Linked DNA regions of Homo sapiens: region 2 is linked to region 1. A link is an interaction called in ENCODE POLR2A ChIA-PET data of the cell type or tissue named here. Cell type or tissue: Caco-2. All regions are shown on one strand. Each heading gives the region's core, and the rest is flanking DNA. Links, peaks and the distances in the headings are about the cores only. Region 1 has its middle 18 kb from the start of PHF24. Region 2 overlaps LOC105376025 (a long non-coding RNA gene).

The links. Peaks named below come from ENCODE experiments on the same cell type or tissue, not always from the same donor. Only the 100,000 strongest peaks of a DNase experiment are listed, where the experiment ranks them.
Region 2: POLR2A ChIA-PET joins it to region 1 with 7 read pairs; 5 of 35 experiments call an interaction of 5 or more read pairs at or near these places.

Annotation. Positions count from the first base shown.
Region 1 is chr9:34,937,458-34,942,836 of GRCh38, reverse strand. It overlaps a transcript of PHF24 not described here. Among named protein-coding and RNA genes, the nearest start is that of PHF24, 18 kb to the left of the region's middle. In Caco-2, for the core only: no CTCF peak of the experiment used is centred there; a DNase peak (open chromatin) is centred at 2,636.
Region 2 is chr9:35,010,504-35,015,882 of GRCh38, reverse strand. LOC105376025 (a long non-coding RNA gene) reads left to right here. Exons shown (of 4, transcript XR_929579.3): 3 at 945-1,118; 4 at 2,234-4,385. It also overlaps the pseudogene SYF2P2. Among named protein-coding and RNA genes, the nearest start is that of DNAJB5, 23 kb to the right of the region's middle. In Caco-2, for the core only: no CTCF peak of the experiment used is centred there; no DNase peak of the experiment used is centred there.

The DNA.
Region 1 (5,379 bases), core at 228-5,227:
GTGTGTGATGTTCCCCGCCTTTGGTCCAAGTGTTCTTACTGTCAATTCCCACCTATGAGTGAGAACATGCCATGTCTGGTTTTCTGTCCTTGTGATAGTTTGCTCAGAATGATGGTTTCCAGCTTCATCCATGTCCCTGTAAAGGACATGAACTCATCGACAAAGGCATTCTTTTCAATTCCAATCAGTAAAGAGGATCAGAAACAGTTTATATTCATATGGGATGGCCAAAAATATTCATTTACAATTTGCCCTCAGGGTTATGTTAATGCCCCTGCCCTCTGTCATAATATAATTTGATGAGATCTGGACTACCTGTGTATTTTGCAGAACCATCACACTAATCCATTTCATTGATAGCATGCTGATGTGCTCTAGAGGGTGGGAGACACCCTAAAAGATTTAGGAACCTACAACTTCAGTGAAATTTTTAGGGATCATTAGAAGTTTGTTGGCATATCTTTCCAAAGTAAAAAATGAATTGCACCTCATGTATCCCCTACCATAAAGATGGAAGTACAGTGCCAGCAGACTTCTTTGGGATCTGGAAGCAACACATTCTACACCTAGGAACATTGCTCTGTCCCAACATGGAAGGCTGCCAGCTTTCAATGGGACCTGGAAAAGAAAAGGGTTCTGCAGTAGGTTTAGGCTGTGGTGCGAGCTGTCCTGCCAGTAGGATTTGGAGGACCCTAAGGTGTTGGAAATGTCAGTGGTAGGAAAAGATGCAGTATGAAGGTTATGTTAAGCTCCCAAGAAGGAATCACAATGCAGGCCTTGGAAGTCTGGCTACTGCTGCTTCTGAATGTTTAAGCTATCAGCAATAGAGACCAATGGTGTGCCCTTGATGTGGCACTATTCCTTGAGACCAACCAGCCACTTAGTGACAAGTCAACTACATTGGGCATCTCTCATACTGGAAGGGTGCTATGGTCTGACTGTTTGTGTCCCTTCAAAATTTTGAAATCCTAACCCCCAAGGTGATGGTATTAATAGGTGAAGCCTTTGGGAAGTGATTAGATCATGAGGGTAGAAATGAATGGGATTAATGTCCTTATAAAAGGGGCCCAAGGGAGCTTGTTTGGCAGAGAGCATGGTGGAAGGCGTCCACCATGTAAGGTTACAGTGAGAAGACATCTGTCTATGGAAAAATAGGGTCCTCACCAGACACTGAATCTGCCAGTGCCTTGATCTTGGTCTTCCCAGCCTCCAGAACTGTAAGAAATAAATTTCTGTTGTTTATAAGGTACCCATTTTATGATATTTTGCTATAGCAGCCTGAACAGACTGAGACAAAGGGCCAGTGGTTCATCCTTAGAAGGACAAATGACTTATTCTGGGTATGGGTTTGTCTTTGCTACCATTCATGCCTTAGCCAGCATCACTATTCAGGGGCTTATGGAATGCCTGCTCCACAAGCATACAATCCCACAGAGCATTAGCATCCAGACATGAGACCCACTTCCCAGTGAAGGAAGTGTGGAGTTGACCTATGATCATATTGTCTACTGGCCACATCACACATAGCATCATCCAGGGGCAGATGGTCTCAGAAAATGCTAGACCAGCCATTTAAAGGCACAGCTAAAGTGCCAGCTTGGTGGCAACATTCTGAAAGGATGGGGCACCATCCTTTAGGATGCAGTATATAGACAGAGACCTTTATATTGTGCTAGGTCCCCAGGAGGAAGAATACATGCGTCTAGGAACCAAGGGTACAAGCAGGAGTAACCCCACTTACCCTTACTCCTAATGACCCACTGGGGGATTTTGTATTTCATATCCATGCAACTCTGAGCTCTGCAAAATTGGAGGTGTCCTGGTCTCCAAAGAAGGTGCACTCTTGCCAAAAGATACAGTCAAGAGTCCCACCGAACTATAAGCTATGCCTCCCACCAAGGCATTTCAGGCTCCTTGTGTTTAGGAACCAGTCTGAGAGAAAAGGAGTCACCATATTGGCAGAGGTAATTAACCATGATCAGCAGAAGGAGGAAAGGCTGCTTTTACACAGTGGGAACAGGAAGGGAATATGTGTGAAATCTAAGTGACACAGTTGGACACCTCCTGGTATTCCCTTGCCTTCTCAAATGGACACTTACACAACTCCAGCTGGAGAAGGATGTGATTACCAACGGCATGATTACCAGACTCTTCAGGAGTGAAGGCTGGGTCACACCTTGGTGGCAGGTAAGCCACCAAGACCTGCCAAGGTTATAGATAACAAAGAGGGAACTTATTTTATTTTTTCGGAGAGATGGGGTCTCACTATGTTGCTGGCCTGGTCTTAAAACTCCTGGCCTCAACTGATCTTTCTGACTCAGTCTCCCTAAGTATTGGGATTATAGGTGTGAGCCACCACACCCTGTAAGAATTAAAGAAAGAGGAAAGAAACACCAAAGGTGGCTCACCAGTCAAGACAGGTTTTTTTTTTTTTTAGAGAAAACAAACCTGAGAGGAGCATTCTAGCCAAGTTAGGTCAGAGGCACACTCTCTTACAGGATTCAGGGTGGGAGAGTTTATCAGAGGCTTGGACTGCTTCTGTGTGTCTTTGTTGTGCTTATCTGGGAGGGAGAATTGTGTGTCTCTTCCCTCCCATCTTTCTGCAGCTGCAGGCATACCCTCAAAGTCTGCTTTTAGCTCCCCTATCTTAGTGCAAGGAAAGGAATGTGCTTATTAAGGCCCACTGTTTCACTGGGGCCCATTGTATAAGGGTGAAGTTTGGCAGTTACCCAAGAGACTTTCCCCCCACCTCCCTCTGTGCCTGAGCTGTCTTATCTGTGTTTTACTGTCTGCTCTTTCTGGCTGCTTGTAGTTAGAAGAGAAGTGATTTCCTTGAAATGTATGAGGCTAGAAAGGGAGCTGGAACTTAAAGTGGCGGTATTTGTCTGAGATGACAGTGCTCCTGCTCTGTCACACCCCACCTCAACAGTGAGGGGAATTTAGAATGGAGAAGGGAGAGTATGTGTACCAGTTGTAGGCCTGATATCAACAGTAGTGATGTTCCACTAACCTGGCCCTTCTAAGTTTACCTTTAGGAAGAAGGGTCTGTGGGAACCATAGAGGAGCTGCTCCTCAGTCCCCTGAGTAGAAGTAGATGTGTGGGACCATGAGAATGTGCCTCTCCAATCTCCTACTGTAGGGAATACAATTGGCTGGTGCTGTGTTCTAAACACATCACTACATTTGCTCTGAGGCCATGCTTCTCATGGTCTGCTTCCAGCCAGTGATGGCACATGGCAGGGATATTATGGCAGGTCCATTCTTATGAAACATAGGACTCCTCTGACAGACAACTCTGGCCTGAGAATTCTACGTGGCACCCTAAGGCCTGACCTATCCAACCTTTCTTCTTTCCTCCTCTCCTTCTCAGGGGTCAGGTGTGCATCTCTCTCTGACAGCTCCCTCAGCATCCTCCTGCTTCCTCCCAATTACCTTTTGCAGGCATTTCCCCCAATATCCTGCAAGTCTACACCGATTCTTGGCATCTACTTCTTGGAGGACCTAAACTAAGACACATAGGTATAAATTTACCCATTATTTTATTATTATTATTATTTGAGATGGAGTTTCGCTCTTGTTGCCCAGGCTAGAGTGCAATGGCACGATCTTGGCTCACTGCAACCTCCACCTCCTGGGTTCAAGCAATTCTCTGTCTCAGCCTCCCGAGTAGCTGGGATTACAGGCATGCGCCACCACGGCCGGTGAGTTTTGTATTTTTAGTAGAGATGCGGTTTCTCCATGTTGGTCAGGCTGGTCTTGAACTCCTGGCTTCACGTGATCCACCTGCCTTGGCCTCCCAAAGTGCTGGGATTACAGGTGAAAGGCACTGCACCTGGCCAATTTTATTATATTATTTTTTTTTAAATAAATCACGCTCATGGCTTTTTTTTTTTTTTTTTTTTGATGGAGTCTCGCTCTGTCGCCCAGGCTGGAGTGCGGTGGCACAATCTCAGCTCACTGCAAGCTCCGCCTCTTGGGTTCATGCCATTCTCCTGCCTCAGCCTCCCAGGTAGCTGGGACTACAGGCGCCCGCCACCACGCCTGACTAATTTTTTTTTTTTTTGTATTTTTAGTAGAGATGGGGTTTCACCGCGTTAGCCAGGATGGTCTTGATCTCCTGTCCTCGTGATCCGCCGGCCTCGGCCTCCCAAAGTGCTGGGATTACAGGCGTGAGCCACTGCGCCCAGCAACAGGCTCATGGCTTTTTTAACCCATTTTATAGATGAGGAAACTATGTTTCAGGGAAGTTCAGTAACTTGCACAGGGTTATATCGCCAGTAAGTGTCAGAGCTATGATTTAAATCCAGATAATCCTGGCGATATAACCATGTGCCTAGATCTCAATTTCCTGTTTTCCTGCCTCTGCAGTTTCTGTTTGCTTCATTTTCCCTTACTCTCCCGGAAAGGCTTTTGAATATTCTAGTCTGTCTCTGCCCTGCAAAGGCAAGAGGAGTTTTTGACTACATTTGTAACATAACGTGAAAGAAAGAACTTTGTATTCCTGGGGTGGGCCTCAGTTCTTGAGGTAACAAGGGAAGGAGAAACTCAGGGAACAGAGTTGGGGCTGCTTTGCTGAACTTCCCCTCACTGCCTGGGGAGTCTCCTGGAAGAGTTAAACCTTGAAAGTTCTGTTTTATAAGAGACCATATGCTAGAACATGTGCCTTCTTCAAGCAAAATCCTCTATGATTTTGTAAGGCTTCCTCTTCTTCATTAAACAAAACACAAAATTTCTAAGGTTAACACACTGGAATGAAAATCAAGGGCTGTCTCCACTTTGTGGCCCGGGCTCTGTGCCTGTGGAATTCATCCATCTTTTTCTGATCAGTTTCCCTCACCACACTGGCCTCAAGAAAACACTGTTCCTTCAACACTCTGATTCTCACGTGGACACAGGGCTTTTGTTAGATTCCCTATAAAAATATGGAATATCTGATTGAGATATTAGTAAAGGATAACAAAAGGGAAACTAATCTAGAGAACCATGAATCTATTTCAGACAACATGACTTGGAAGTCAGAGCTTTATTTTCAGAATCTTCATGATCCTTTCCATCTCTGCGCAGGGCTAGCCAGGTTCTTCCCTTCCTGGCCCTTGGTTGGCCTCCAGTAGGTGAAAACCATTACCTTTTACATCAAGCGAGGCCAGACAGCTTTCTGCCTTGTTGTTGTGATTTTCATTTTTTTTTTTAAATTGATCATTCTTGGGTGTTTCTCGCAGAGGGGGATTTGGCAGGGTCACAGGACAATAGTGGAGGGAGGGTTAGCAGATAAACAAGTGAACAAAGGTCTCTGGTTTTCCTAGGCAGAGGACCCTGCGGCCTTCCGCAGTGTTTGTGTCCCTGGGTACTTGAGATTAGGGAATGGTGATGACTCTTAAC
Region 2 (5,379 bases), core at 315-5,314, 73 kb before region 1:
CCTCCCAAAGTGCTGGGATTACACGCATGAGCCACCATGCCTGGCCTCGGATGAGTCTTAGTATATGTTGTCAGTAGTAATTATGCTTATCATGTAAAATTGTTGTATGCCACAGAAGTAACTAAATTTCCTTGTCAGTCCTGTCTAACTATGACTGTTCTAAGAGTTTTGTCATCCACAGTTGTTTTACTTTTATCCTTTTTTTTTTCTGAGAAAGAGTCATACTCTGTCACCCAGGCTGGAGTGCAGTGGTGCAATCTTGGCTCAATGCAATCTCTGCCTCCCGAATTCAAGTGATTCTTCCACCTCAGCCTCCCAAGTAGCTGGGATTACAGGTGCATGCCACCATGCCCAGCTAATTTTTGTATTTTTAGTAAAGATAGGGTTTTGCCATGTTGGCCAGGCTAATCTCAAACTCCTGACCTCAAGTGATCCACCCACCTCAGCTTTCCAAAGTGCTGGGATTACAGACATGAGCCACTGTGCCCAGCCTACTTTTATCCTTTTCAAAAGGTGATTTTATAAATAGCTATATGACTCTGACAGGTGCTTTTGAATGCAGGTTTCTGATAACTTGGGAGATTGTGACACTAGAATAGAGGAGAAACATCTAAGACTCCTGTAGACAGTTAATGTGTTCATAAACATTGAGCAGAACCGGAGTTAATTACATGGACTAAACTAATGGAAAACTGAAATAATCTTTTTATGACTTTGTTTGAAACATTGGTAATTCTTTTGTTTCTGAGTCCAGAAAACCCTTTTTCTTTGAGCTATTTACAGCTTTTAACAATTGGGTAAACTAAATTCCCGTGAGCAAAATCTGAAGCATATTCCTCTACCTGAATTCTCCAGAATTTGAAAACTATTAGCAAGTATACTTAATTTATAGCAGTCTAGTTATTTGCATAAGTTCAATAAGAATCTGTTTTCTTTTGTAACAGGATACAATTGAAGACACTGGTTATTTTACCAAGGCTTTGATTGGAATGGCTTACTTTCAGATATAAATCAACTGCTTTAAGGAATCAAAGTTGACTTACAGAGTCATAAAAGCCCCTTGGGAAAGCTGGCCTCATGCCTTTCCACACAGTTCCTGTACAGTTTCCTGACGTGTGGTAAGTAAAGCATGTCACTTTCTGGGCCAGCTGTGGTGCCTCATACCTGTAATCCCAGCACTTTGGGAGGCCAAGGTGGGTGGATCACTTAAGGTCAGAAGTTTGAGACCAGTTGGCCAACAGGCCAACAGAGCAAAACCCCATCTCTACTAAAAATAAAAAAATGAGTTGGGCATGGTGGCATGTGCATGTAATTCCAGCTATTTGGGAGGCTGAGGCACGAGAATCACTTGAACCTAGGTGGCAGAGGTTGCAGTGAGCCGATATTGCACCATTGCACTCCAGCCTGGGTGACAGAGTGAGACTTTGTCTCAAAAAAAAAAAAAAAGTCACTTTCTGATAGGCCCAGGAGACTCAAATTATCTTGGGAATTCACCCAATTAATACAGGTATCTGCAGGTACAGGCTAGGCTCAAGTCCAATCTGAAATTTCTTATGGAATAAAGTTCCAGCAAAGCCAGTTTTTTTTTTTTTAAAGAGCCTATATGGCAAATAATTTTTTCTTTTTTGAGACAGAATCTTGCTCTGTTGCCCAGGCTGGAGTACAGTGGCACGATCTGGGCTCACTGCAACTTCTGCCTCTGAGATTCAAGTGATTCTCATGCCTCAGCCTCCTGAATATCTGGACTACAGGCATGTGCCACCATGCCTGGCTAGTTTTTGTATTTTTAGTGGAGATGGGTTTTCTCCCTGTTGCCCAGGCTGGTCTTGAACTTCTGGCCTCAAGTGAGCCACCTGTTTCGGCCTCCCAAAGTGCTGGGATTACAGGTGTGAGCCACTGCGCCCAGCCAGCACATAATTATTCTTGCTGACTTCATGCAAATACACAGGCCAAGTATAATAAGACTAACACTTATTTTATGCATAAATTTGTCCTATGATTTGTATTTAGTGAAAATGGGGACTGGAGAGAGAAAAATTATTTTTCAAAGTGAACTATAGTGTACCTGTTATTAGATTCTAGTCTTGCCTAATATTTTTCAATTTTTATTATTTTCTAGTTTGGACTGAATTTAAAAATTTTGGGGGGGTACAGGTATTCAAAATAATATTTTCAATTTTTTTCTTCTTTCCTTCCTTTTTTTCCATTTTTTGTGATTTGAAATCACTAAAAGTTATGCTGTGCTTTCTTAAAACCCTGTGAACTGAAGCTACACAACTTAAACTTCAGAAGAAAATAACAGCAACCTATATGCCAGCCTACTGATGTATGAACTTCAGAGAAAAATGGCTCTATCTTTTCATTTGTTTGTTGTTTTCTTTCTTTCTGTCCCTATTTTCTGTTTGTAGAACATGATACTTTACAACCTGCTAAAAATGAGCTTTTCTAATAATGTGAGACCTACCTGTCTAGAATAGATCATCCTAGCTATAAGTGATCAGAAAAACCTGAGACTGGAGACTCATTTTCTTCTAAAATGCTCTTTCTGAAAGATTTTAAAAAGAAACAGAAAAAATGTGAAAGGAAAATAAATCTCGGATTCCAAAATCACTAAGCCAAGGGAAAAGTCAAGCTGGAAACTATGTCAGGCGAACCTACCTCCCATTTTATTCCTAAATAAGACAGCTACAAAGATAAAAAAAAAATCTCCCTCACAATTTGCCCACAAGGAAATTTCTTGTGGGCCTCAAGATCTTTACCCTGAAACAGTTCTGTTGAATTTCACCCTGGCAATGTAAACTGATAGCTTATTTTCACAGATGTGGGACAGGAAGTCATCCCTCTGCTCACCTGAGACAATTGCATATCCGATTGCTTCCTGTGCCCTATTGTTTATGTAAAAATGCAGATACACTGAGACAGACTAAACTTTTTTTTTCTTTTTCTTTTTTTTTTTTTTTTTTTTGAGTCAGAGTCTCACCCTGTCACCCAGGCTGGAGTGCAGTGGTGCAATCTCAGCTCACTGCAACCCTTGCCTTCCAGGTTCAAGTTATTCTCCTGCCTCAGCCTCCCATATAACTGGGACTATAGGCACATGCCCTCATGCCCGGCTAATTTTTGTATTTTTAGTATAGGGGTTTCTCTATGTTGGCCAAGGCTGGTCTCAAACTCCTGAGAGTGAGAGGTCCTGAGAGACCTCGAGTGATCCACCCGCCTCAGCCTCCCAAAGTGCTGGGATTACAGGTGTGAGCTACCATGCCTGGCTCAGACTAAATTGTGTATTCAGTGAAAGGCTGATCAAGGACTCAAAAGAATGCAACCTTTTGTCTTTTATCTACCTATAACCTGGAAGCCCACCCTCACCCCCATCCCACTTTTGAGTTGTCCCACCTTTCCTGACTGAGCCAATGCACATCTTACACATATTATGTCTCATGTCCCCCTAAAATGTATAAAACCAAGCTGTATCCCAACCACCTTGGGCACATGTCATCAGGACCTCTTGAGGCTGTGTCATGGGCGTGTCCTTAACCTTGGCAAATTAAACTTTCTAAATTGTTTGAGACCTGTCTCAGATATTTTGGGTTCATAGGTGATTCTTTTCCTGCTGGAACTGATTGTAAGCAGGTAAAAGCAGCCACGCCACTTCTTGAAGGCTTTGCTGCTTAGAAATTTCTTCCACCAGATGTCCTAGGTCTTTACTCTTAAGTTTGACCTTCTACAGAGTCCTAGAGCATGGAGACAATGCAGCCAGTTCTTTGTTTATACTAACAAGGTTTGGTCCAGTTCCTAATAAATTCTTAATTTGTATCTGAGATGTCAGCTTGGCCTTTACTGTCTATATTTGTATGAACATTTTGATCACAACCACTTAATCAATCTCTAAGAAGTTCCAAACTTTCCCTCAGGAAAAGTTTGCCCTGGCTGGTTTTGAACTCCTGGCTTCAAGTAATCCTCCCACCTTGGCCTCTCAAAGTGCTGGGATGACAGGCATAAGCCACCATTCTCAGCTGATGCCTTCCATTACTTGTTCTTGTTGAATAGCTCTGGTTAGAACTTCCATTACAATATTGAATAGCAGGGCATCCTTTTCTTGTTCCTGATCTTAGGGGGAAAACTTTCAGTATTTCATCATTGATATCCTGCTAGCTGTGGCTTTCTCATAAATGCTTTATATCGTGTTGGGAAATGGTCTCTTTATTCCTAGTTTTCTTAATTTTTATCATTAAAAGGTTAGATTTTGTTAAATACTTTTTCTGTGTCAACTGAAATGATCATTTGGTTTTTCCCCTTCATTCTGTTAATATGATGTGTTACATGGATTGATTTTCTTATGTGTAATCACCCCTGCATTCTTGGAATAAATTCCACTTGGTTATGGTGAATGATCATTTTAATTTGCTGTTGAGTTCAACCTGCTAATATTTTATTGAGGATTTTATCATCTATATTTATAAAGGATATTGGTCTGTAATTTTCTTTTCTAATGATGTCTTTATCTGCCTTTGGTATCAGGGTAATGCTAACCTCATAGAATTAGTTAGAAAGTTTTTCTCTGCTTCATTTTTTTGGAAGAGTTTAAGAAGGATTGTTGTTAATTCTTTAAATGTTTAGTAGTTGATATCTGCATCATCATCCTAAGGGTGTCTCCAGCTATATTCATCTCAGTTTTCAATTTGCTTTTCTGTCCTATCAGTTTTCTCTGTGGAAGGCAAATATGTTCCATGAAGAAGGCTGTTAGATGTTGTATAGAACTCCTCTCCATATTTTTCTCTTAGTTTTTAATATATTTCTATGTCAGGTTTGATCTGCTTGGTCAACAAATGATACTGGTGTAACTGGGAAGTGGCATAATGTAAAAATCCCAGATTGGAGTTTTTCCTTTTCCTCTCCCATCTTTCTGTATCTTTTCTCATAGTCTTTTTGTGAACATTCTTTTTTTTTTCTCCTTCTTCCTGCAATTCCCATTTGAAATGAGCCTTATTAACTTCCCAGTTTGCAGGTAGTTTTAAGTCTTTTATCGTCCTCCACAACTTCTTGGCGATTTAATTTCCAAGCTTCAGTCTCTTTCAGGTGCAGCTCCCAGAATTTGTGCAGTCTTGGTTCATGCTTCTGAGTGGCCAGCTCCTCAGCTGCTGCAAAAGCCTCCTTCTCCATGCTGTCCACTGACACCTTCTCAGCCATAGTCTCAGCTGTCCTATGGCAGTGCTTTTCTCCATACTGTACCCCCCAACTCCCCATTTTGATACACAGTTTTGCTGGGCATAGACTTTTTTCTCTTGTACTCTTAGTATGCCCATCCCCTGCCTTCTCGATGGCTCCTGATGACAAATCAGCTGTTAATCTTATTGAGGATCCCTTGTATGTGAAAAGTCATTT